Regions from separate parts of the Mus musculus genome. Here region 2 is linked to region 1. Evidence: chromatin loops called from intact Hi-C (ENCODE). Cell type or tissue: gastrocnemius. All regions are shown on one strand. Each heading gives the region's core, and the rest is flanking DNA. Links, peaks and the distances in the headings are about the cores only.

The links. Hi-C counts contacts between places; a loop is a spot of excess contacts. Peaks named below come from ENCODE experiments on the same cell type or tissue, not always from the same donor. Only the 100,000 strongest peaks of a DNase experiment are listed, where the experiment ranks them.
Region 2: it touches region 1 in a loop (10-fold over the local background); 1 of 42 quality-filtered maps calls a loop at or near these places.

Annotation. Positions count from the first base shown.
Region 1 is chr11:119,027,582-119,038,017 of GRCm38, forward strand. It overlaps Cbx2 (chromobox 2), which reads left to right. Exons shown (of 5, transcript NM_007623.3): 5 at 318-3,694. The coding sequence ends at 1,589. It also overlaps a transcript of Cbx8 not described here. Among named protein-coding and RNA genes, the nearest start is that of Cbx8, 8.1 kb to the right of the region's middle. In gastrocnemius, for the core only: a CTCF peak has its summit at 6,736 (motif pointing right); DNase peaks (open chromatin) are centred at 876 and 6,746; H3K4me3 peaks cover 401 bases.
Region 2 is chr11:118,967,274-118,983,563 of GRCm38, forward strand. Gm35710 (a long non-coding RNA gene) reads right to left here and starts at 16,037. Exons shown (of 6, transcript XR_880341.2): 1 at 15,815-16,037; 2 at 1,596-1,877; 3 at 1,232-1,414; 4 at 1-622. In gastrocnemius, for the core only: a CTCF peak has its summit at 4,397 (motif pointing right); DNase peaks (open chromatin) are centred at 4,399, 4,896, 5,894, 7,194 and 2 more places; H3K4me3 peaks cover 618 bases.

The sequences.
Region 1 (10,436 bases), core at 1-8,000:
TGCCTCCGACTCATTACATCATCCTGGCAAAGGCTAATCTCCCTCCCGGTTCCATCCCAGAATCCTCTCTCTCACCCTAGCCTTTGGCCATAGGCCTTTTAATTGACAGATGATGCATCCATACAATTCTCTCTACGCACAGAGGCCAGTTTACCTATAATTGTGCTTACCACTGAACGGGTTTCGCCCTTCTCCACAAGCATGGTCATCGGTCATTCCTTCCTGGCTGCTGGGGTCTGGAGGGCCCTGGTGCCGTGGCAGCGGGATGCCTGGTGCTGCCTGGGCAGGCGTTGATTCCAGCTTACTTGCCGTTTCAGGAACCAGATGCGCCATCCAAATCCAAATCCAGCAGTTCGTCCTCTTCCTCCACATCTTCCTCCTCTTCCTCGGACGAAGAGGAAGACGACAGCGACCTAGACTCCAAGAGAGGCCCCCGGGGCCGTGAAACCCATCCAGTGCCTCAGAAAAAAGCCCAGATCCTGGTAGCCAAGCCAGAGCTGAAGGATCCCATTAGAAAGAAACGGGGACGCAAGCCTCTACCCCCAGAACAGAAGGCAGCTCGGAGACCCGTCAGCCTGGCCAAGGTGCTAAAGACCACCAGGAAGGATCTGGGGACCTCAGCCGCCAAGCTGCCCCCTCCACTCAGCGCTCCGGTGGCAGGCCTGGCTGCCCTGAAGGCCCACACCAAAGAGGCCTGTGGTGGCCCCAGCACTATGGCGACCCCAGAGAACCTGGCCAGTCTGATGAAAGGCATGGCCGGGAGCCCCAGCAGAGGCGGCATCTGGCAGAGCTCCATCGTACACTACATGAACCGCATGAGCCAGAGTCAGGTTCAGGCTGCCAGCCGACTGGCACTCAAGGCCCAGGCCACCAACAAGTGCGGTCTCGGGCTAGACCTGAAAGTGAGGACGCAGAAGGGGGGTGAGCTAGGGGGGAGCCCCGCAGGAGGCAAGGTCCCGAAGGCCCCCGGTGGCGGAGCTGCAGAGCAGCAGAGAGGGAACCATTCGGGGAGCCCAGGTGCTCAGCTGGCACCCACTCAGGAGTTGAGCCTTCAGGTCCTTGACTTGCAAAGCGTCAAGAACGGTGTGCCTGGTGTGGGCCTGCTTGCTCGCCATGCCCCAGCCAAGGCTATTCCTGCTACCAACCCAGCCACAGGGAAAGGTCCTGGGAGCGGCCCCACAGGAGCAAACATGACCAACGCTCCCACAGACAACAACAAAGGGGAAAAGCTGACTTGCAAGGCAACGGCTCTGCCTGCCCCTTCCGTCAAGCGGGACACCGTTAAAAGCGTCGCTGCCTCCGGCGGGCAGGAGGGCCACACAGCCCCGGGAGAAGGCCGAAAGCCACCTGCGCTGTCTGAGCTGAGCACGGGAGAGGAGAATAGTAGCTCTGACTCGGACCCTGACTCGACCTCGCTTCCCAGTGCTGCGCAGAACCTATCTGTAGCTATCCAGACCAGCCAGGACTGGAAACCTACCCGCAGTCTCATCGAACACGTCTTTGTCACGGATGTCACAGCCAACCTCATCACTGTCACCGTGAAGGAGTCGCCCACCAGCGTGGGCTTCTTCAACTTGAGGCATTATTGAGACCATTGCCCGAGCCAGACCTGCCTTCCAGTCTCTGGTTTTGCTTTGATGCCTGACCTGGGGGCCAACTCTGCCCTGTCCTGAGACTCAGGGCTGGGAAATGGCTTCCTGCTGATTCTACCTCTCTGGGCCTCCACTTCAGTCTGTCCTGTCATCTCAGGAAAGCCGGGTGGCCACTGACTTAAAAGCTACCTGCTTGGACATAGCATCCTTTCTACACATCCCTCCTTAACCTAGTGAGACCCTCCCCTCCCTGGCCAACTACTGTGAGGTGGATTGGGGAGGGGGGGGCACTGATACAGCTCCCTCCCCAGGCCGTTGAGGAGAGGGGTGGGGCTGGTAGGGCCTTCTCCCACATCCAGCCACGGCAGGGTCTTTCTGGTGAGGGAGACACTCTATGCTTTGCAAGTAAGGCTATAACTTCAGTTTTAAAAGGCTAATTAGTTGTGTGGTTGGGCTCAGGGACCCTGCGGAAATCTTCAGTCTCTATCCGTGGTGTGGTGTCCCCTCTAGTTGCAATTGTAGTCCCAAAGCCCAGTCAGGGTTTGGAGTCCTGGCACTAAGGTGTACCTGGGTGCTTCTGGACTTGGGAATAGAGAGAGCCATGTCCTTATTGCCTCCTTCAAGCAGGCTCAAGCCCCAGTGAGAAGTGACCCTGTTCCTCTCTGGGTCTGGACCCATACCCCTGCTTTGGCCCACTAAATTGCACCCTAGTTCTGAGGTCTGACACTCCTGGGCTTGGGGAAGGAGCAGGCTAGACACCCAGAGCAAGCTGATGTAGGCACTTGGAGTCCTGGGCAAGCAATCTTCCTTCATGTTGGACTTTTATTACTAGGACCCCATAAGTCACCATGGTGGCACCAGTGTGGGAATGCAGGTGTTTTGTGGGGGCCTGTCACCCTGCTGCCTGTCTAGACATCTCTAAACTACTGTGGAAGCATTTTCTATAGTCAGTCTTGGTGCAGAGCTCCGCCTGGTGAGTGGGCCACTCTTGGGTCCCATATTCCCTGACAATCCTCTCCCACATTTGGGAGCTTGTGTTTCCTCCCTCGCTGAGAAGCAATAGCCCTATGCCATTTGTGTGGTGGGGTCGTTTAGGAGCCCACCTGGCAGGGGGCCCCTAATTTCTTTCCCATCCTAGGAGATAAGTCTAGTGCTGAGCCCCTTTCTAAATGCCTTCTCCCCTGTCCCCCATCCCGGGTAACTGTCTTGAAACTACCTTGTCAGATTGCTGGCCGATGACAGGATTTTCTGTCCTGGGATATCACGGTGGGCCGTGACAATCTGGTCAGTGAGTCTGTGATGCCAAAAAGTAGGGGTGCTATGAAACCCTGGTTCTGCTTCTGCCATTGACTGATCAGCCAGCAGGTGTGGGCTCTTCACTCCAGTTGCCTTGAAGGGAAATGTTTCCCCTTCTAAAACCAGTCAGACAGTGGGCTGAGGTGTCTGGGACCTGCCACACTTTCAAAGTGCACCCCACCCCCACCCCAGTAGCTCACCCTGCACACCAAATAAGATGGTCTTTGTGTAACCAAACCAACCTCAATGCTGTGCCTTTTGGGGCAGACCCATATCCACAGCTCCTGAGAGATGCCTGTGATGTGCCAGGGGACCATGTTACTGGCAGCAGGAGCTACGTACTGGGAAGAATTCAGGGCCAGGAAGTGGGTAACAAAGGGGAAAGGGTTGCCTACTGCATTATCAATGTCCCTCCCTGCCCTCAGCCAGGGTCTGCAACCTTTGTACCAGACACTGCCTTTACAAACACCTCCCCGTCTCTTTGGGGTCCCATGAGCTGTTGGAGAAGTGACCCTGTTTGGGGATCTGGGTTGACTGGCCTTTGTCCCCTGCTGCCAGTCTCCAAATCCCAATTTGGTGCCTTTTATTTTACTGGTTACGTCAGTCCCAAAGTTGAAATCTACAAATCCTTTCCTCTCAGCCACTTTGCCTTCTTGTGTGTTTTTCCTGGTGCTGTGACCCCAGTGGTCTATGTCACAAAGCACATGTGTGTAGTGCGCCAGCGCGAGCCCCACTGGAGCAGCGCCATTCGCTCTGAGTCAAGTTCTCGTGTTTACCGATAAATAAAGTAGTTGGTTTTTATGTTTGCTGTTCTCTTCCCCTTTTTTTTTTTAAAGATTTATTTATTTATTATATGTAAGTACACTGTAGCTGTCTTCAGACACTCCAGAAGAGGGAGTCAGATCTCGTTACGGATAGTTGTGAGCCACCATGTGGTTGCTGGGATTTGAACTCCGAACCTTCGGAAGAGCAGTCGGGTGCTCTTACCCACTGAGCCATCTCACCAGCCCCTCTTCCCCATTTTCTTGGGTGGGTAGGTGGGTGTGCATGCGCATATGCGAGCACACAAACACACACACATGGGTAGTTAGGCACCTGACTAGGTTCGTTTCATAAGGGTTCCAGGTGTTAGGTGTTACATTTTCATGCCAAGTGGATTTCAGGATAAGGGTGTCTTCTAGCCTTGAACTTCTGGCCGTCCTGCCTCAGCTTTCCTAGTATTACAATTACAAGCCCCCTTTTGTCTGCTTCAACAACTAATAGGAAAAGCGACCATTATGTACTTTTCCTCAGAAGCATTGACTTTAAAAAAAAAAAATCTTTGGTGCCAAAAAGAGTGCCCCTTGTTTGGGTATACTACAAATCCTGACCTTGATTAGAGAGCTCTGACCCCAAGGTTTTATCCAGAAGGAAATGTTCAACTTTGAGCCAGCATCAGTCATTTGGCTTGGTTTATCTGTTTTTAAGCCAGTCACTGATGTATGCCCCACCCCCTTCTTTGAGACTGGTTTCTCTCTGCAGCCCTGGCTGTCCTGGATTTCACTCTGTAGACCAAGGGTGGCCTCGAACTCAGAAATCCACCTGCCTCTGCCTCCCAAGTGCAGGTATTAAAGGCATGTGCCACCACTACCCGGTGATGTATACCTCTTTAAACTGGAAACTTTTGCCCTCATAGAGGGTTAGCAAGAGTGGGCATGTTACCACCCCAGAAAAGCTTAGAATCTGTTGGAACAGAACAGTCCAGCTCTCAGGGGAATGACTGCCCAGGAAGCCCATGTTGGACTGGGGAAAGGTTTAGAATAAGACAGCGACAGCTGTGTTTACACACATGAATCTCACAGTTCAGGGGTTTCTAGTGACACTAGCCTAGAGTGCAGGACCTTTAGACTGGTGTTACTTTGTGTTGCAGGGGAAAGGCAGTAAATCTGCAGGGGGGACACTTTTCTTTTTGCTACTCTCAGTATCAAATGTATTTTTAAACTTGTTAGCTTGGTGTGCATTGTAACTAATACATATAAACAAAATAGTTTTCACTTCCCCTGTCATGGGGCACAGCACTCTGTGGACATGGGCCTAGCTGCAGCACCAAACAAGGTGGGGGGGAACATTGGAAGTAGCTGAGAGAGAGAGAGAGAGAGAGAGAGAGTGCTGATGAGTGGGAGGCATAAAGAGTGTCTGGAGAAGGTTGTCTCATGATGAAGGTTACTACCAGCATGTAGCAGAGACCAAGAGTGCCACAGAACCACACAAGGCAGTCCACCATACAAAAGTCCACCATCCCAGAATATCCAAGAAGCCAAGTTTGAGAAAAACTGGCTTAATGGGAAAGATATATATTATATATATATATACATATATAATATAATATATTCATGTTCATAGTCAGATATATACTCATATATATCTGATACATATATATACACATCAAGAATATCCATCAAATATATATATCCATCAAGATATATATTTGACATATACATATATGTGTGTATACATGTGTGTGTATATACACACACATATATATGTATATGTACATGTAGATGTATATATATACACACACACACATATATACACATATACATACATATACACACACACACTCCCATCAAGGATGTTTATATTTGTCTGACAGCAGTGAGAAGCAGTTGTTAGATGCTGGTAGTAACCTTCATTATGGGACAATGATGGCTAATTACTGGGCAAGTGGGATGTTTACAGGCCTCCAGCCACCACCGAGCTTCTGAGATACACAGTAACTCACTTTTCCCCCCTTACAGAGTACATAAAAGTAAAACCAACACTCTCACCTCCACAGTACCATGTTGGGAAGCTCTGAGAAGGGCAGGAAACATCTGGTCAGGGGCCACCTTGACTCTCCCCCCACAACTGATGAAGGGAAGACAGGCTGTTACACAACCTTCCCCAGCCCAAGACTTGTGTTACTCTCTTCAACATTAATTTTATTCATAAATTTCCTTTGGCCTCCCAGGAGAATAGAGTTCCTCTGAAGTGTAGGGGAAGATGGGCCACTCCTGGCAGAAAGGCTGCTTGGGACTCAGGCCTGGATGTCAGGCTGTGGGGAGGCGTCAACACTACAGATAGAAACACCTTGTTGCAGAGATACGACTTTAAAAAAAACGTATGTCTTTTTATTTTTGTGCATTGGTGTTTTCCCTGCATGAATGTCTGTGAGGATGGTGAATCCTCTGGGACTGGAGTTACGGGTTTTGAGCTTCCAGGTGGATGTTGTGGATCGAACGCAGGTCTTAATAGCTGAGCCATCTGAGCCATCTCTCCAGCCAGGGAAACCCATTCCTTGTTTCTTGCAAAGCAGGCAGCTGACGATTTGATTTCCCTTTTGTTGTCTTCAGTGCCTTTTGTTTCTTTTCTTTTTGAAAAGGTGGATAGGGGCAGTTAGATCATAGACCTCAGGTCAGGACAGGAACAAGTGCTGGCCCCATTGGCCAGCTAGGCTCTCTGAAAATCTATGTCTACAGGGACAAGGTCTCCAGACCAAAGTTGAGGGGGCGGGGCTGGCCTACATTGATGTTTATTAATTTCTGTGTTCCTAGTCTGACCACCTAATCAATCCACCTCCATCCTAGAGTAGGCACCACTGACACCAAGTGGAGGGCACCTGGTACGATTGGTGCAGCTGGGTTCTAGGCCAGTGAACACCACCTCCCTCCTGTCCAGCCTGCGTGGGTCGAGGCCGATTCACAAAGGCACAAAGGTGATGCTGGGAGAAGCCGGTTAAGAGGAAAGAAGGCTTTTCTTCACGTCTATCAGACGTGAACCAGAGAGGGGGAGGGGTGTACTTGGGACAGGGGCTGACGCCGTTGCCTGTAGAGGGCGCGCGCTCCCCACGAAGTTCGTGTCGCTGGACTTTAAATGATGATGGGGAGGAGGGCGGAATCCCCCGCTGTCCCGTGCTGTGGTAAACTCAGTTGCACTGTCTACACCCCTGCTGCTCAGAGTAACCACCCGCCGAACCGTCTGCGGCCGCAGAAAGAAAGTCCAGGCCTCTGCCTACTGCTTCTCCCTGCTGTCAGCTAAATTTCCATCCTTGATGGCACCCGTTCGTGATCCTATTCGCTCCTACCTTGGGATCCCGTTGAATCCGAGCCGCCCCTGGCTTGAAGGACTTTTTGGTGAAAAGAAAAAAGCCGTGGATGCATCCGCAGAGAGTGGAGCAGGCTTGCATACCACTGTCGTCCTGGGCACAGCACCGGGCCTTCGTCAGAGCCGCGCGCTGTGAGCATCCAAGAGTCAGGGAAAAAAAAAAAAAAAAAAAAAAAAAACCGGCTCTAAGTAGAGCCATAAGTATTCCATTCAATCCGTGTTTGTGTTGGGCAAGGCTCAGCTCCGACAGCGGCTCTAACACGTCCTGCCAAAGAGAACGGACGGAGGGAGATCTGTCTGAACGAAGGCTGTCTGGAGCCAGGGGTCCTCACACCCGTGCTTTGCTCTTAAGGAGAATACACCCAGAAAATTCTCTGAGGAAGCCCTGAACCCAGGTTGAAGTTGGTGGTGACCAAAGAAGCGGAGAAATCCCTAAGGGTCGGTGCGGGATTCCAACCTATATTTGAGGGAGGGGCTACTGCTGAAGTCACCAGGCACAGTCACAGTGCCTTCTTGTCTCCCTGATGGCCATCGCCCTCCAGAGGGCCCAGTAAAGAGCTTGCTCGACCCAGAGCACCTTGAGGTGGCCTAAGAAACAGACCTTGGACCTCTTGGCGACTGAGACAAGCTGACCGCTCAACTGGACACTCAATGACCTGCTCTGGCAACCCCGGACCACAGACGTTGACCCACAGCCTCCCACGCAGGTCACTGAGCTGGAGGAGGAAGGTGGGGCCAAGGGCAAAAGATGTGACCTGGTCCGTATTCCCCCCTCCCTCCCCTTGGGCTCTGCGTGTTCGCACGGATTACAGCTTTTTCTGCAAGGGAGCGACGTCTACCCAGGAATATGGAGGTGGAACTAGGTTCAGTACTGGTAAGGTCCTCTTTGGGAATCCGGAGTATGGGTCGCCTTTGCAGCCTCAGGACCCCGCCTCTCTGCTGAGAAGTCTGCAGCCTAGAAGACTGAGAACACCCACCATCATCACCCCATGCTATGTTCTCCATCGGCAGCCCCTCATCCAACCTTGTGGTATCTACCCGAAAGAACACTAGGGTCCAAGAAGCCGTAGGGACTGGTGGTGGGAGCGCGGGGCTGAGGGTCGGCGGCTCCCAGCTCACTAATCACATCAGCGCGCTCTGCGCCGGCTCCAAGCAGGCAGTTGCCTAGCAATAGCCGCGAATTCAATTCCTCAATCAATAGACGGAGACTCTGCATTTCGGGGAGCACTGGTGAGGTTGGAGGGGTCTGGGGCACAAGTCCTGTGACAGCATTGAGGAGCAGGCTCGGGTCAAGGGCAGTGAGGGAGTCAGCATGGCTCCTGGTTGTCAGGAGCTATGGAAGTTTGGTATGGAAGGGTGTTTAGCGCTGGGGGGAATCCTCCCTCAGAGTGAGTAGAGCCCAGAGGTCGCGCACACTTCATCTCAGGAGTCTCCAATTCTGCCGGCATCCCAAAGAAGTTAAGCCGGCAATGAAGACAGCTCGCGGAAAAGCTCAGAAAGGTCACGACTCGCTCCCTCCCCAACCCAGCTCCCCTCACTCTCACTGAGGGGTGTCCTAGTTGGGAACCGGCCTTTGTCGGGAATCCAGACCTTTTTGAGAGTATGAGAGTGGAGTGAGGGACATCAAGTCAGAAAGGCAAGTATCCTGCCTTTCCAGGCTACCTCTTCCCTGTTCTGGGAAATAAATAAAATAATGAAGCCAAGACACGTGTCTATTTACAAAGCATATATTTAAACACGTAAAAAGTGATACTGGATACAGACACATTCACAACCCAAGATAGGTACCAAGGGTTCACTCTTGAGCCGAGGCAGAGATCAGTTGGAGATTTATACATAGCTGAGAACTCATAAACCCAACACCCAGGCTCCACAGACTCTGAGCCGCGTGGCCCCCGACCCCTGCCCACCCCCACCCCCACCCCCAAGTCAGCCTCTCAAGAGCGAGCTAAGGAGACACACACGACGGCCATGGACAGACGGCAGGACGACGAGGGCAGTGAGGGCAGAATCAGGAAGGTTGGAGGGAAGGAAGATACAAACGAGGAAGGAGAGAAGAGAAAGGGAGTCGGTAGCCAGATAGGGAGCTCCTGTTCCGGAGTTACATCCACTCGGTCACAGATGCACCCTTCAAAACAGGTTCATCTGAAAATAGGGTCGACATCTAGACAGACACAGGCAACAGAGCTTCTTTATACAAAGTCGAAAATACTAGTTTTACAAATATGAGCAGATAAAAATCCCCATTCTAGGGGCTTCTCTTTAGGCGCAGTTTGATTCTCCAAAAAATAAAAAAATAATAAAAACACGTAGAATACACCGTTTTCCCTTTCTCCCTCTCTTTAAAGGCAAAAAAAAAAAAAAAATTGTCTGGAGGAAAGAGAGACCGAGAGTCTGGAGATGGGAAGCCGGGAGTGCAGATGACGAGGCTGACGTCCCTCTCAGTCCCTCCCCATCACCAAGCTCCTTCAGCCCAGCCCAGAGCCCCTGAAGTCTGTGCTTTGTCCCGCGAGCAGAGCTTAGAGCCCCTCCCTCCAAAAGCCCTGGAAGTTAGAGCGTCTGCTGGCCCTTTAAGGGCGGGGAGGGTGGAGAGGCCGCAGGATCCCTGCTGGAAGCGGCGACTGTAGGCTCGGGGACAGATTTGTGCTTTTGAGTCCGAGCTGCGCGCGGCGCGGTCCGGAGTGGGCCGGGACCAGGGACGCAGATGGTCTCGGGGCACACTGGTCCCCGGCCGCTCCCGCTCCACCTCGCGCTCCCCCGCCCCCTGCGGCGGAGTCTGAACGTCGAGTTCACGTGGAGAGCACTCCCAGAATCGAAAAGGACTATAAATTACAGCTTTTGCTTTTAAGAAAGGGGGAAGAAGGAAAACACTAAAGTTCTACTGCGCATTCTTGGATGGAAACCCTGCCGAGCCCCTTCGGCCATGAGCTCCACCTGACCAAGTTCCAACTCGGGCTGCGACCCCCGTGCCCAGCCCGACCGGCCTGGTGCGCAGCCCGCTGCCCGCCCCGCAGGGTGGCTTGGCGGCCGCTCGCTCCTCTAAAAGCAGGACCCACCCTCCCCCCGTCGAGCCAGGCTTGTCCGAGTCTTCCTGGGAGGTGGGGCCGCCCTGTCTTCTGGCGAATCTAGAGGACGCAAAAAGAAAAAGTCCACCCGAATATTTTTCTTGTAAAACAACTGTCTGGCGCTCTGGGCACTGACACGCAATCCTCCCAATTTATCCTGGCATTTCGGGAATGTAAACAAATTCGCTGGATTTCTTTTCTCTTTGCAAAAGTAAGGGAAGGAATCGAGGTAACGGGGAGATTTTTGTCCACAGGACACGCACACACAGTCCGCGTGTACGGCACTCACACCTCCATAAAGTGCACCCTCCTGCTGTGGTCGGGGAGAACTGCGGCCCACTCACTCGCGACCTTTTTCTAC
Region 2 (16,290 bases), core at 3,724-11,723, 57 kb before region 1:
TCCCCCACCCATTCCAGTCCCACTCCCACATTGCCCTACCTGCACGGAACCCCAGGCAGTTATGTAGGGTAGAGGGTGAGTAGGCCTGAGGCAGGTAGATCAGCCGCTATTGGTGTATTTCAGAGGCTGGGAGTCCCTACCCCAAACCACAGCAGAAAAGATGGGGGGAAAGGACCTGGGTACGGTCACCCAGGACTATGGTGAATCTCCAACCTTAGGACCCTCCGAGACCCACCTAAGTACTAACGTCTAAGGCTCAGTGGGGCTTGAAGCAGAGTTTTGGAGGGGAGTGGAAGGACCACAGCTGGAGACAGAAGGAACATGAGAGACAACACTCAGCCTCCACTCACCTTCTGCGGCACCTGTCCTTGGCCCACCACGGCTTTCCAGAGAAATGAGGAGAACTCAGGATGGTAAAAGGCAGACAGGACAAGCTGCTGTCTGCAGGAGGCAGGGTCAGGGACCAACCCAATGGGGAGCCTTGCCTTTTCAGGGTTACCTCCAGCAGGAAGCATCTTTCTGGCTTGTCTCCACTCAGCTCCATGACAGGAGCACAGAGGGGAGCAGGTCTTTCCCTGGAATTGTGGGTCTCCTCACAGATAAGCCACACGTCTTCCTGGACCTGGTCAGAATGGAAAGTCTGCATATAAGGTCCAGTGTGGAGGGTGGTGGGGAGCCCTGAAATGCCGGCCCTCCCACCAGACAGGCTCCCTCTACCTTCTGTACTGGAAGAACAGGGTCTGGCCTGATCCAAGAGAAGTCCCACCCCTGTCCCTTATAAGATGGAGACGGAGATGGTGGACCCCTGAGAGAGGAGACTGGAGTCAGGAAGGAAGAGGAAGGGACAGTAGAAGGGAAAGACTTGTGTAGAGCACGGGGGACGGGGGGGAGGTGGCCTGAGGAAGGGTGGCACGTTCTGTGTCCCTCCCAAATCCGTTCTGTAAGCATATCCACACATAAGCATTAAGACATGTGGTCTGGCAGGGAAACTGAGTCATGAAGGTTCTTCCTCTGCTTGGGATTAAGACCATCATTAAAGAGCCCTGGGCGTGGCTCCGTGTCTGTGGGCACTTGTTGCTCTTGCAGAAGATTCAAATTCAGTTCCCAGTACCCACATGGGGCTGCTCACAACCACCTGTAACTCCAAGTCTAGAGGACTTTAAAACACACACACACACACACACACACACACACACACACACACACACCAGCTTCATGCAGAGATAACTACCTGTGAGAACAAGAGTTGCCATCTTGCACGCTGAGACATCCCCAGGCTTGGGAACTACCAGCACCTTGGTCAAGGACTCCCTGGCCCAGGACCACAGAAGACAAACACCTGTTCCAAGCTGGCCCATGCCAGCTGGTCTGTCACCACCATTCAAATGAGCCAGACACAGGCATGTAGAGGGCGCTACAGAGGACGGAAGAGAAGAAGGACACCTGTGACCCAGGATTAGACCATGCATATTAGACACCATTGGGTGTAACAAGGAGACAGTTGATCAAGATACGCCCTAACATGGATCAATGGCAGCAGAGCCATTAGCCCTGAAAATGAGATGGAAAGGAAGGGCCTGATGGGCAATCAATACCTGGTTAACCAGGACGGACAGCGAAGGGCTCCGCAGAGGACAGCAGGGGTCAGCCGCTGACGTCTCAACTAAGGATGCGGCCCAGCCTTTGTGTGCATACTCCAGCACAGGTTTTGCTGCCCCAGCAAACTGCAGGCTTGACAAAGGCTCAAGGGTCCCCGGTCACTGATGCCTTCCTGCAGTGGATTTCCCAGAAGAGCTGACCAGCAGGACTCTGCCAAACAAGTACAATGTAGGTGGCCGCAGTACCCTGAAGAGCCTTTGACATCTGCTGGTACCAATCTAGGGAACATATGGAAAGATGTGAGACAGACACATCAGAGGACACGCTGGACTGTCTGGAGCCACTGCCCGAGATGAGAACAGAGTGGTCAAGCAAGGATGAGCCAATCGCAGCTTCTCTCCAGGCCCAGTGTCCCAAGAGAGAGACGTGCAAAACCTTTCAGAGGGTCCCTTTCCGGGAAGGGAGCCCCCACTGCACCAACATGAATGGTGTGTGCCCCACTTTGCCACGCCTGCAGGTTTATGGACAACTGCAGCTGTGTGGTCTCAGACAGGATGCCTAGCCTCTCTGCTCTCTTGGAGCCCATGAACATGAAGCAAAAAAGTTACAGACGTGAAACTCTGTAACTCTCAGGGTTTCCCACAGCCTGAGAGGATGCAACAAATGACTATTTCTGTTCACCTGATGTGCCTCAGTATGTGTGTGTGTGTGTGTGTGTGTGTGTGTGTGTGTGCCTGTGTGTGTGCGTGTACATGTGCTTGCATGTGCAAGTGTGCGTGCTTTATGCAGGTGAATGTGTGTACACGCATGTATGTACATTTGTGCTTCTGTTGTACATACATATTTGTGTGTTTGCATGTATATGTCTGCAGGCTTGTATGTGCAAATGTGTGTGTGTCCCCCTGGAGGCTTGCAAGCTTACACACGTGTGTGTGCTTCTGCATGTGTGTGTGTGCTGGATAGTTTTCTGTCACCTTGACACAAGCTAGAGCCATCTGCAAGGAGGGAACCTCCATTGAGAAGATGCCTCTGTAAGCTCCAGCTGTGGGATGTTTTCTTAATTGGTGACTGATGTGGGAAAGCCCAGATAAAGCTGGTGGTCTGGGGTTCTATAAGAAAGCAGGCTGAACAAACTGTAAGGAACATGGCCTCTGCCTCAGCTCCTGCCTCCAGGTTCCTGCCCTGCTTGATTTTCTTTAGTAATGGACTATGATGTGGAAGTGTGAGACCAATAAACCCTTTCTTCCCCAACTTGTTTGGTCCTGGTATGTCATCACAGCAATAGTAACCCTAACTAGGACAGAGTATACCTGTGTGCACATACATTTGTGCACATGCACAGCTTTCAAAAATCAGAGCCTCTGGCTTCAGGGGAAAGCCTCCTGCAGAAGCCACACCGCTGCTCTGCTTCTACACCAACCGGGAGCCACAAAGACCCGTGTGAGGGGAAGGCCTCTCCCAGCCTAGGACTCTGCTTAGAGAAATAAATGTATTGTTGTCACATTTCCTTAGGGTGCCACAGAGAAGCTGGGGTATGGGGAGACGGGAAGAAGCCACAGGAGGCAGACACTTCTGGAGCAATCCTTGTCTCTCTGTCTCTCTCTCTATCTCTGTGTGTGTGTGTGTGTGTCTGTCTGTCTGTCTGTCTCTGTCTGTCTGTCTCTCTGTCTCTCTCTCTCTCTGTGTGTATGTGTGTGTCTGTCTGTCTCTGTCTGTCTGTCTGTCTCTGTCTCTCTTTGTGTGTGTGTCTTTCTCTGTCTGTCTCTCTGTCTCTCTTTCTCTGTCTCTCTCTGTCTCTGTCTTTCTCTCTGTGTGTGTCTCTCTGTCTCTCTGTCTTTCTCTCTCTCTCTCTCTCTCTCTCTGTGTGTGTGTGTGTGTGTGTGTGTATGTGTGTGTGTGTGTGCATACCACTCTCCTTGCAAGGGTGTCTTCCCCTGGTCCCTTGGTCCTCCAAATCCCAGCACCAGGTCTAACCTGTGAACCCCAGAGCCTAGACCAAACACCAGTTTCTGCATAAGCAACTTTGCCAAACCCTGGTCTGGGCTTTGCCGTATGATGGGACCATGAATCACCATGGTAATTATAACCACAGCAACGCACCATGCCAGCAGTGACCTGGCCTTAAGTAGACAGCCCCTACAAGTCCTCCACAAGAGGAGTTCAGGATTCCCCCCTGTAAGAATAAGAAATCCCCCTGCGGAGCCCTGCAGACTCCAGAGCTACTGCAGTAGGACAATGATAGGGAAGGGAAGAGCAAGGGAACAGACAGAGGACAGGAGGTGCAGCTGTCCATGGGGACAGGGAGGGGTGCTACCACCCCTGCCGTGACTGTGGGGAAACATCAGGCCCCATGACAGGAGAGCCATAGTGGGAAGAGGGCTCAGAGATACCAGAACCTTGGTTTCCTCTTATGTAGACAGCACGCAGGGGACACGGAAAAAGGTGGAAGGCAGAGCCTTGTGACAGAAAGCCACGTTGCTGCCATGGAAGCAGCTAGGAACATGGGGGTGTCCAGGAGAACGAGGTTAACAAATAACACAGGTGTCCAAATAAAAATCTGTGTACCTGTGTTTGCGGCAGCCCGACAGAATAGAGACAGGCTGACTGGTGGAGCACACGCCCTCTGTGCACAGCACAGGGGTCTTCAGCTCTAAAACAAGAAACTTCTAATGCCTACTCCCGACAAGGACCCCAAAGACACCAGACACGAGAGGATGAGACCTAAAGAGTAGCATACTCCCTGCAATCTCCGTAGAGTGGCGTAGTGACGGCCGCAATGCCCAGGGCTTGCCGCCAGGGGGCAGCGTGGGGCGGCGAGTGACAGGGATGGTTCCTTAGGGCTCCAGAAGTAGCCCCACATCTGGATGAGGACCGCAAGCGCGCCGGATAAGCCCCATTCATGCCATTCAAATCCCTACTCTACAAAATGAAATTTAAGAAAAGTCAGGTCATTAATAATCTCAGCGAAAGCTCAGAGTCTCCACCATATCATTGCGGGATCCCCAGAACGCTGACTCAGCTTAGTCCCACAGCCCACCAGAGGTGGGTCTGACCATCCCAATGGAAGGAATCAAAGCTCAGAGATGGTGGGTCACCACCGAAAGCCATCCAGAAGCTCAGAGGCCGAGTGGAGACAGAAAGGGCATAGCTCATGGTTTGACTTTTAGAGTTTGAAAGGATACAGGGACATGGGGTGGAGGGGGTAACAGGAGGCCCCCAACATGGAGGTGAAATCTTGGGGACCCACAGCTGGCATTACGCAGGGGAGCCAGGGGGTGGGTGAAGAGGAGGAGCTGAGCCTTGGCTGTGCCCCTGGAGCAGGTGCCAGGACACACACCGCCGTTCTCAGGGCAGAAGGAAATGAACACGTGCCCCAGAAGCCCAGGGCAGGGTTAACCAAGAAGAAGATTTTCTTTTCTTAGCATTTTTTTGAGACAGAGTCTTATGTAGCCCAAGCTAGCCCCGGACTCATCGAGTTGCCAAAGGCTGCCCCTGATCCTCCTGTCTCTACCTCCGGGGTACTGGAACTACAGGTATGCACCACCACACTCTGCAAATGGAAACAAAAAATTTTTTAAGTATTTTGGGAGATTACCAACATTGGAACCCCAAACTTGAAATTCCCCTAGAACCTCAGAGCCCAGGATACCCCTACAGCTCTCCTTTTCTTGGACGGAGGACTGTCCTCATAGGAGGTAGATGCATACTGGGCTAGATGCCTGGCCTTTTGCCCTTCCGCTTGAGAGTGGGTGTCTGAGCCCAGAGCTCTCTGGAGCACCCTCCTTCCTCCCTTCCTCCTCTCAGTAGGACCTTCCCAGTTCTGATGTCGCCTCTGAGAAGCAGCCAGACCGATCCTTGTCACCCTGGAAACGTCTTAAGGCATGTGGGGTCTTTGTGTCCTGGAGCCTCTGAGCATCAGGGCTCGTTTGTGAAACCAGCTCACCCTCTGCAAACATCCATCTACCACAGAGGCTTCATCCTGGGGTGTGCCACACGCTGAGCCAGGGCTTCCCCAAGGTCCCCTCCAGCACTGAGAGTCCAGGCCCAGCTGGGCTGCTAGGAGGGGCTCTGTGACCCCAAGTGGGAACTGGGCAGCACTGAGCCAGGTTCTACAGAACATCCAGAGGGACTTAGAGTGGACCCATCCTAATTCGGCCGGAGGTGCCGAGAAAAGCCCCTGCAGGGGCAGGAGCAGATGGGCGAGCTCCGGACCCCTACCCAGCCCGCCATCTGTCCTGACAGTCGTCCGTCTGCCGGGCAGCCCCTCCTCCCAACTCACCATCTGCCACCCTGCCAGGCCCTCCTCCTGGCTCCCCAGGGGCTTGGGAGGGATAGAGCAGGGGACAGAATCTGGCCTGGCTGCCTTGGACCAGCCCATCTGGCACCTCCAAGGGACAGGGCAGAATGGGGGAGCAGCCAGGGCATAACGTGCCTCCAAGGCAGCTGAAGGCCCTGGATGAATGTCTCAGAGTCGGGGCCTGAGAGGAAAAAGAGGGAGCCAAACAGAGCAGCCCTCCTCTGCCTGGGCAGCCAGGTCAGGAGGGGTGGCAGCCATGGCAGGCATCCAGACCCCCTCAGTGGCTCCCAGTCCCTGTCTGGCAGCTCTTAGGAGGCACGGGATGCCTGTGTGTACCTTCTTTCTGCCCCCTTCACCCTGAGCCTGAAAGGCTCTCTTCTACTGAGGATGTGTGTTGAGGGGTTGACCCCTGGGGATTCAAGCCCACCAGAGTTCAAGGACACCAGGAACCCCAGCTAGACTACCAAGGTCCACCCCCAACCCCACAGCTGTTCCCAGCAATTTTCTCAGAAACCATGACAAGAGGTCAGGGCCAGCCACTGGTGTCCTACAACAGCCAGGGGTCTCCCCCCTCAACCCCCAAAGAAAACAAGCAGTCCCACAGAGTCCTGGGCCAGAAGCAGGTAGGAGGGAGTGCTACAGGAGACAAGGTAAGATTAGGCTGTGTACAGACTCTGAGGTCTGGGAGGCCCATGTGGGGCCGACCTGCATATGATGCACCCCACCTCACAGCAGCCACCTGGCCCCTCCTCACCAAAAATGTCAGAGGCGTGACTCTTGTCAGTATGGGGCATTCTGCCTGTGAGGAGAGGAAGGGAGAAGTGGGCTCCTTAATCACACCTGCACCCTATGTAAGCCCAGCGTCAGGGCGGAACGGACTGCAGGTCGGCCCCCGGTGTGCCCAGCCAGGTCCTCATTACAGCCCTGTTACAGAGCACTGTCCTCAGAGTGTGACAGCCATTGCTGGCAATCAGAGCAGTTGTAACCAACCTCAGGTGACTCTTAAAGGACTACAGACATTTCCTCAGAGAAGGGAGAAAGAAGGGTCGCTCCAGCCTCACCTGAGGCCCAGCCATGACCCCCTCCCTTCCCTCCCAACCCCGCACAATCTCTGTGTCCTGGGAGGGGCTAGGAGATACAGACTATGGAAGTTAGCAGAAGGAAGACTCTCTTTGTGCAGCTCTGGGGAAGCCACCACCCATGCTCGGGTCAGGCTTTGGTGGCGTGGCTGTTCTGGAGTCCCCTAGGTTCCTGGAAGCGACTCCCGAGCCACGCTCTGAAAGCAAGTGCAGTAAACCCATAGGCTCCGAGTCCGACTCTGTGGCCTTGCACTTTGATCTATGGCTTCCACCCTATCTGGAATGAATAGGTATTATTCATGTGTCCCCAGGAAATGTCACAGAAGGCCACACCACAGGGCAGGCCCAAGCATGCCAGCTCTTCTCTCTTGTCTTACCAGTCCCCACTCTCCACCTGCAATAGAACAAGAGATACCCTGTCTTTAAAATATGGAAACTGAGACTGCCAGGAAAAGGTGTCCTTGGGCCTCCACATGTGTGCTATGACATGTATGCACACATGTTCTCAGGCCTCCACATGTGCGCTATGACATGTGTGCATGCATGCATGCTCCTACCTGCTCAAATGAGTAAGCAAAGGGCTGTGGAAATGACTCAACACTTAAGAACACTGGCTGCTGCTCTTCCAGAAGACCCAGGTTCAAGTCCCAGTTTCCACATGATAGTTTACAACCAGTAGGTGATCCAGTGCCATCTTCTGACCTCTGTGAGCACCGGGCACACATGTGGTGTGCATATGGACAATACGCATAAAATCAAATATAGATATATTTTTGTTTGGTTGGCATTTTGGTTTTCAAGACAAAGTTTCCCTGTGTAGCCCAGATATCCTGGAATTCTCTCTGTAGACCAGGCTGCCCTCAAAGATCCACCTGCGTCTGCCTCCTTAGTGCTGGTAAAGACATGAGCTTCCATATCCAGCCAATAAATATGTTTTAAGCAAGCAAAAAGGAGAGAGAGAGAGAGAGAGAGAGAGAGAGAGAGAGAGAGAGAGAAAGAGAGAGAGGAGAGAGAGAGAGGAAAGAAAGAAAGAGAGGAGAAGAGAAGAGAAGAGAAGAGAAGAGAAGAGAAGAGAAGAGAAGAGAAGAGAAGAGAAGAGAAGAGAAGAGAAGAGAAGAGAAGAGAAGAGAAGAGAAGAGAAGAGAAGAGAAGAGAAGAGAAGAGTCAAAAGTGTGGATAGGGGAACCAGGGGAAGCTAAGCCGGTTCACCAAACAAACCCAAGCCCCCTAAAGGTCCCAAGTGACTCTCTGCTCCCCAGTAGTCTCAGACTGGCAAGAGGGTGTGAGCCAGCATAGAAATGCGGGGTCCTCTAAAGGCCCAGACCTAGGGGTGAGCCTCTAAAGCCTGGACAAAGGATATATGGCTGGACAGCGCCACCTGGTGGACATGTCAGGAATAAACAAAGCCTTTCTGTTCTTGGCTCCGGGTTTTTTTCCCCGATCTTAGGATTTCTGAGCCTTTTCCCTGTAGACGTCTGTGCACTAGAAAACTCAGTCTGTTGTGCTGAGGGTGCGGCTCGGCGGAATAACACCTGCATAGCGTGCCTGAGACTCTATCTTCTCACCTGAATTCACCCAGATTCTCTTAGCTATAATGGTTTTCAGAGCACCCAACCCGGGAACTTAAAACAGGGAAATGTGCAAAAAGATGCAAATACTCTTCTAAACAGACACACACCACTGTCAAAGAAGACCAGCCCTCAGTGTCACCCCAGAAACCTCTGGCCATAGAGAGGATGATTAGGGAATAGATAATCCGAACACAGGTGACACGCATGCGTGTTCTGAAAAGACATTGAGTTAGTTTCAGCTGAACTTGGCACAGCCTAGAGTTACCCGATGAAATCTCAAATGGAGGATTAACCTGGCCTAAGGGCACAGGTCGAGGGCGTTTTGTTGATTGTTGATTGACGTAGTATGACCCCGCCCACTGTGGGCGGTGTCTACCCCTAGGCGTCCTCTGTGGTCTCTGCTTTGCTCCACCTTCGTTCAGTGATGGAAATGTGACATGGGATAAACCGTCTCATGCCCTGGTTGCTTTTGGCCACAGTGTTTATTGCAGCAATAGAAAAGCAAACTGGTTCGAGGTCAGCCTGGTCTAGAGAGTGAGTTCCAGGACAGCCAGGGCTATACAGAGAAACCCTGTCTCGAAAAAAAAAAAGAAAAAGAAAAAGAGAAGAAAAAGAAAAGCAACCTGAGGAGTTGGCGTGAAACAATTCTATTGGAAATATCCAGGACGCTTGAAGCTTTCCTTAGAAAATGTCAGTCAAGGTGTGCATGGCTCAGCGCTGGCCACCAGGACTGACAACCTGAGTTCCATCCCAGGACCCACATAGTGGAAGGGGAATGAAAGCCTGAGATCACACACACACACACACACACACACACACACACACACACCATGGCACATATGTAAAACATGCGCACATACAAACAATTTTTTAAAGAGTAATTTATTTATGTATATGAGTACACTGTCACTCTCTTCAGACACACCAGAAGAGGATATCAAATCCCATTACAGATGGTTGTGAGCCACCATGTGGCTGCTGGGAATTGAACTCAGAACCTCTGGAAGAGCAGTCAGTACTCTTAACTGCTGAGCCATTTCTCCAAACCCCCAACAAATTTTTTTAATATTTATTTATTTATTTATTTATTTATTTATTATATGTAAGTACACTGTAGCTGTCTTCAGACACCCCAGAAGAGGACATCAGATCCCATTACAGAGGGCTGTGGGCCATCATGTGGTTGCTGGGATTTGAACTCAGGATCTTCAGAAGAGCAGTCAGTGCTCTTACCCGCTGAGCCATCTCTCCAGCCCCAAATATTTTTTCTTTTGAAGGAGAAACATAAAAAGGAAAACTGTTGAGAGGGCTGGGGAAATGGCTCCGTGAGAAAAGCGTGAGGACTCCCAGAGTCCACAGTAAACCACACAAAGTAGTGCATATCTGTAATTCCAGCAGCCCTGCCAGGAGATGAAACAGATATGGGAGAATCTCCAGAAGTTAGTGGGCTAGCCTGGAATATGAAGCAGAAAACTGCAGAAGGACCCTGTCTCAAAGCGAAAGACAAAGACTAACACCTAAGGTTTTCTGAGTTCCTCGTGCATGTACTGTGGTGTGTGTACATCCACACAAACACACTCTCACACACATGCATCACAGAGATGTGCTCTCTCTCTCTCTCTCTCTCTCTCTCTCTCTCACACACATGCATACACAAGCACACACATATGCACACATACATACACATGCACACACATGCATGTGCACAAACATGCGTGCACACACACACAATTAGGCTTACCTCGTTTGAGTTGTATTTCAGGGTAACTCTATAACTGTAATTGGCAAGGAAAGTTGTTTTTTGTTGTTGTTGTTTCTTTGAACAGAAATTCTAGCTAGTCTGTGTGAGGAAGTCACTAGGAAAGGAAAGCAGCATTTAACTGGGGTAATGGGGTGATGGTGTATTGGAGACAGAAGCAGGAGTATCCTTCAGTCCAGGGGTTCAAGGCAAGCCTGAGCCACATAGTAAGACCCTGTCTCAAAAAAACAAAACAAATGCCAGGCGTGGTGGCACATGCCTTTAATCCCAGCACTTGGGAGGCAGAGGCAGGCAAATTTCTAAAGGCCAGCCTGGTCTACAAAGTGAGTTCCAGGACAGCCAGGGCTACACAGAGAAACCCTGTCTCAAAAAACAAAAACAAAAACAAAACCGTAAGGAAGAAGGGAAGCAGTAGAGATGGAGTAGGGGGAGGGGGAGAGAAGGGTTGCATCTCGTCATTAAATAGTCCTCACAAAAGTCATGGCAGGTGACCCCATTAGACAAAATGTCAGTGGGCCAATGGGAGAGCCCAAGCTGTGACTCTGGCACCAGGCACACTCAACACCACAGTGTCTCCCTCATCTTTCACAGAAACAGGTGGGACATGGTTAGCAAAAACAGTTTCAGTTAGAAAAGCTGTTTCTGCAGCCATGTTTGGGGTGGGGGGCACAGCTATAGCCTGGAGTTCAGAGGCATCGCAGCCTGAGTGCCCACAGGCTGACATCGATAGTCACTTCCCTGTCCTGTTTCCAAGCGCCCAGGGATGCTGAGGGAAGCAGACCTCCCTTTCACCCCAACCCTTTACCAGCAGGAAGCCAGCCTATGTCTCTCTCCTTGTCCTTCACATAGGAGACGCCAAAGAAGCAGAGTGGGTTCACGGGAGCGGTTCACTTAGAACGGACACAAATGGGAAACTGGCTGTCATAACTTCAGCCTTTAAGAAGGCATAGACCTTCAGGACCCAGGATTACGGGGCCAGGACATCTTCACCTCAAACTCCCTTATGATCTGTCAGACCCAGACCACTGAGATGCCCGGTTGCAGGGAGGAAGCTGGGTGTGAGGCGTCTCAATCTCAGGCAACCCAGCTCGGTCCCCTGTCACCCGATCCCACCAGATGTCCTGCTTAACTGACTGCCTGTTGTCAACAAGAAGGCACATGAGGATGACCACGAGGCCAAGGTGAAGGGTATTTCTGTACCCAAGGATTTTCCCAAAGGAACTTTCTCCTCCCGCAGTGATGGGTCAGCGATGGGCTGGTCACCCTTTATCTACACAAGGTAAGCCAAAGGTAGCCACTTATCTATCCCAGCTCATCCCGCCTGCTTTATCAGGATGCAAAGTGACAGCCACCGGGCTGTAAAACAGACACCTCTAAAGATAGCAGGTCCAGAGTCTCTGGGGGAAGATTCCAGGGTAATAAGGTATCTTTACTGAGATTCCAGGGTAACAAGGTATCTTCACTGTCTCTCCTTCGGCTTATGGTTCAGAAGGACCCAGAGAACCTCTGGCCTTCAGGCAAAGTCAACGCCAGGCATTCCTGCTCCACCCACCCTCCCCACTGACTATGCCTTGCACTTGCAAAGATAACTGGACACTCCTCAGTCTCTGATCATTGTCCCCTGGATGGTCCCTGACCATCTTGTTTTCCACAACCGCCTCTTAGAGTCTAGCTTCCATGGCAAGACACTTGGGAAAGGGCCAGAAAAATGAAGATCTTGGTTCCAAATCTCCCGGAGCGCACAGCACAGGGCATGGAGTTCACAGCATTGAAGCATCAGAGATGCAGAGAATAATCAACACCTGAAGCATGGAGGGCCAGAGGCTGGGTGGCCTCTCCTCAGCAGGTTCAGAGGGGAAAGGGGAACCCACAAAAACAGGGAGTGGAGAGCCCCAGAAGAGGGTGGCCTCACACAAGGCTCCAGAAGCAGTTAGGAACTGACACCCACATTTGCTGGCATCCCAGGGCAATCAGACTGATAAGTTAGTATCCCCTTCTAAGGACCTGTCATGAGTCTCAGGGTCAGAATGACCCTGCGGAGGGGCAGGTGGAGCCAGGGAATGCTTGGCTTGAGAGCTGACATCTCTGTGATGGGAGAAGAAGGAGGAAGAAAAGCAGGAAGGGGAAGGGAGGGAAGGAGGGAAGGAAGGATGGATGGAGGAGGGATATGGTCTCCTGGACCAGTGGCCAGCTCTGGAGATCCAAAGAGGGGTTTTCAGCACCTCCTGGCAGTAGAACCAGGGGACAGTACTCATGAGCAATCCCAGAGGAAAGACTCTAAGGAACATCAAAGACCACGGGCCCTGCAGGTAAGGGCAGGAGGCCCCAATTGGTTCTCCACAGGCTGAGCACAAGGATGAAGGCCAAGTAGCATCATGGGAAAGGTGCAAATTGTTTTGCCCTGAGCTCCCACTAAGACTTCCCCAGGACTCTCTTCTCATCCATCGTGATCCACACATGCACACACACACACACACACATACACACACACACACACACACACACACACACACACACACATACACACACACATACACACACATACACACACACACATACACATACACACACACACATACACACACAGATACACACACACATACACACACACACATACACACACACACACACACATACACACACTCACACACACATACACACACATACACACACACACACACATACACACATACACATACACACACACACACACACATACATACACACACATACACACACACACATACACACACACACATACACATACACACACACACATACATACACACACACACACATACACACACATACACACACACATACACACACACACACACACACACACACACACACATCCAATTAAGCTAGGTAACTGCAAGCTCCCCCAACACACACTTGTCACTTAGATCTTTGAGGACAGCCATCTTCCCCAGAATGAGGCAATATATCTTTGTGGTTTTAATTTGCATTTCCCTGGTAGTAAGTAATGTTGAGGTCAACCCCCCCTCCTTTCAGTTTCTCTCTATAGTCCTGCCTGACCTGGAACTCAGTGTGTAAGCAGGCCAGCCTTGAACTCACAGAGACAGTACTGCCTCTGTGCTAGAATTAAAGGTATGGGCCACCATGGCCGTGCACTGACTGTCCATATTTAATGAGGCCTGGATTCCACCTAGCAGCGCTTTAGTTTCATCTTCTGTGTATTCTTATGAGTTCTGGAGATAGCCTCACGAGACACACACCCCCAGCCCCTCTATGCAAGCCCCTCTTCCCTCTAAGTGGTCCTTTCCTGCCTTCCCGGTTTTCTGGTCTTGCTTTCGTTTCCTGTGCTTAGCGGTCTTATTAAAGCACTCTTCCTCCGCTCCAGTGTGTAATGAATGAGTCTGGAGTCTCAAGAAAATGTCCACACAATACTAAGTATTTCATCAAGGCAAAAAAAAAAATCTTTTTCTGCAGAAAGGTGTGTTCTTGTGTCAAATCCAGCAGGCGAGCACGCCCAGGTTCCGATGGGTTTTTATTCCTAACCTGAGGGGACCTGTGCCTCGCTTTGAGCAGACAGAGCTCAGCCTCACATTCTTTACCCTAGTGGCTAACACAGAGGGGTGCGGTTTCTAGGGAGAAGTGAAACTGAGCACGGATTTTGATTTCGAGAAGTGCTGCCCCTGAGGAGTCCACGTTTCTGCCCAGTGCTTTCCTTGAGATTTAACTTTTTAGTGCAGTTTTGTTTTGTCTAACCCTATGGTAGAAGAGACAGCTTATTTTGTTTATTTTTTCCTACGAACGTCCTAAGGAGTCTCGCGTTTGGTTCTCCTCACCATCTAGTCTTAGGTTGGACTAATCCATTAGTCCTCATCCATTCTGAGCTGACTTCTGTGGCCAGTGAATCAAGAAATCTTACAGTCCTTGGTCCCTGTGTGAGTGGAGATTCCCCCAGCTCAACACCAGTCACTCAAACACGTGTCCACATCACCCTTGCTGGAACACAAGTGCCTGCAAGGGTGTGAATTTACACCTCGGCCCTCTACTCTTTATTTTTAGTGTGTGCACGCGCACACACGTGCACATGTGCCCATGATGCAAGTTCTCAAGATGGCCAGGAGAAGGTGTCAGACACCCTGAAGCTGCAGTCACAGGAAGTTGCGAGCCACCATGCCACAGGAGCACTGGAAAATGAACTAGAACCCTCAGGAAGAGTAGCAATCTTTCTTAACCGCCAAACCATCTCTCCGGTCGCCCTCTCTTCTTTTTGTATCATTTTGTATTGGTTTGTTTTGTTTCTGGAAACAGAGTCTCACTCTGTAGCCCACAGTGACCTCCTGGAACTCACTATGTAGCCCAGGCTGGACTCATACTTGAAGCCATCCTCCCCAGCTGTGATGGCCAAGCCTAGTCCAGGGCAGCTACAGCACAAACACAGGACACAGGAGCTTGCGGAGAGCATGAGCTCTAGATGTGAAAAAGAAGTTTCTGGAAAGGTAAGAGTTGTTCGCTGGTTCTGAGGTACAGGAGGCCCCCCCCAGGACAGGTCCGTATCCTGATTCCAGAGCTGGAGGCAGAACTAGTTGGGGAGGAGGGCCTTCATGTATCACTGAGTCAAAACACAGAGATGAGGCTACCCCAGGTTATCCAATATGCCCTGGTGATGGCTGCCTTCACAAGGTGCTCCAGGCAACTGAAGAAAAAAGCCTCCATGTGAAACTGGGCATAGTGGCCCAAGCCTGAAATATCAGCACTCTGAGGTAGAGGCGTGGAAAGCTAGATGTTCAATGACATCCTTAGTTACAGCAAGTTCAAGGCCGGTGTTGGTTATGTGAGATGCTGTCTCCAAACAACACCGTTACAGACAGAGGCAGAGAATACAAGCCTAACCCTGAGGAACAAGGGCAGAAATGGGCGAGCTCCTCACTCCTCAGGGTCAAGCTCCAAGTCCCAGCCCTGGAGAAACTTCATCCTGTGCTCAGAGTCCAGCCTGACCCTCCCCACACCCCTGTCTCCCTGATACCCCCATTCCTACACACACACCCATCCCAGAGTCTGAAACCGAGAGGCACCCACACACACCCCCAGTCATAGGTGTCCCAACTGTGGCTGTGCTCCCTGAAAACCAGCCAAGAAGGCCTGAGATGGGTGAGGACAGAGAGGGAGGAGGAAGCACCCTGTGTCCCTGGATAGACAGTGAGCCACAGCACATAATCCTGTTAAGATATTAATCCTCATTTATCCGGGAGGAGAGGCAGCGGCGGTGGAGATAAAGCCCCTCAGAAGCAGTAAAAGGCAAGCTGCTGATAAAGTGGGAGGCCACTAATAAAGTCTCACCGTGCAAAGGTCAGTCAGTGCCTGGCAATCAGAGAGCCACCTCCAGGGCTCTGGCCACAGAAGCCAGACGCATTAGGAGCCGTGCCTGCGGAGAGCGACAGCCAGCCTGGATGTCCAGGGGGCAGAGAGGAGGATGCTCGCTTTCTTACACCCACCCCACCAGCTCGATGGCCTGGAGTTGGGAGGACCCACTCACCTCCCCATGCTCCCTACGGGTCTCTCCAAAACCACGGTCATAAAATCACAGTCCTCTTGATGACTAGATGGCCTGGTCTCCAGAGCATAGTGATAAACTGGGACCTGCTGTCTCTGCTAGGCTCTGCTGTCCCCGGACTCCTGTTCCAGAAGCAGGAAGAACAGTCCCTGGCGACACCCTTTGTACCACAGGAATTCCCCCAAGGACATTCAGAGTGACAGCATGTCCTAGACCCTGTCTGGAATAGCATGGAATTTGTCTTTCTCAAGGTCTAGGTCTTTCCTCCCCTTGGGGACGTTCTACTCCAGCTAAGTTACACAGTTAATCTGGTTTACTGCCTCTGTGTCCTAAAGCAAACTGTAACAACCATGACACCTTTCCCACACACATACACACACCCTCCAGAGGACATTGGATTAGGAGTCTGGGGAGCCTGTCCTGATCCAATATTGCCTCCAACGGAAGGGATAAACTCT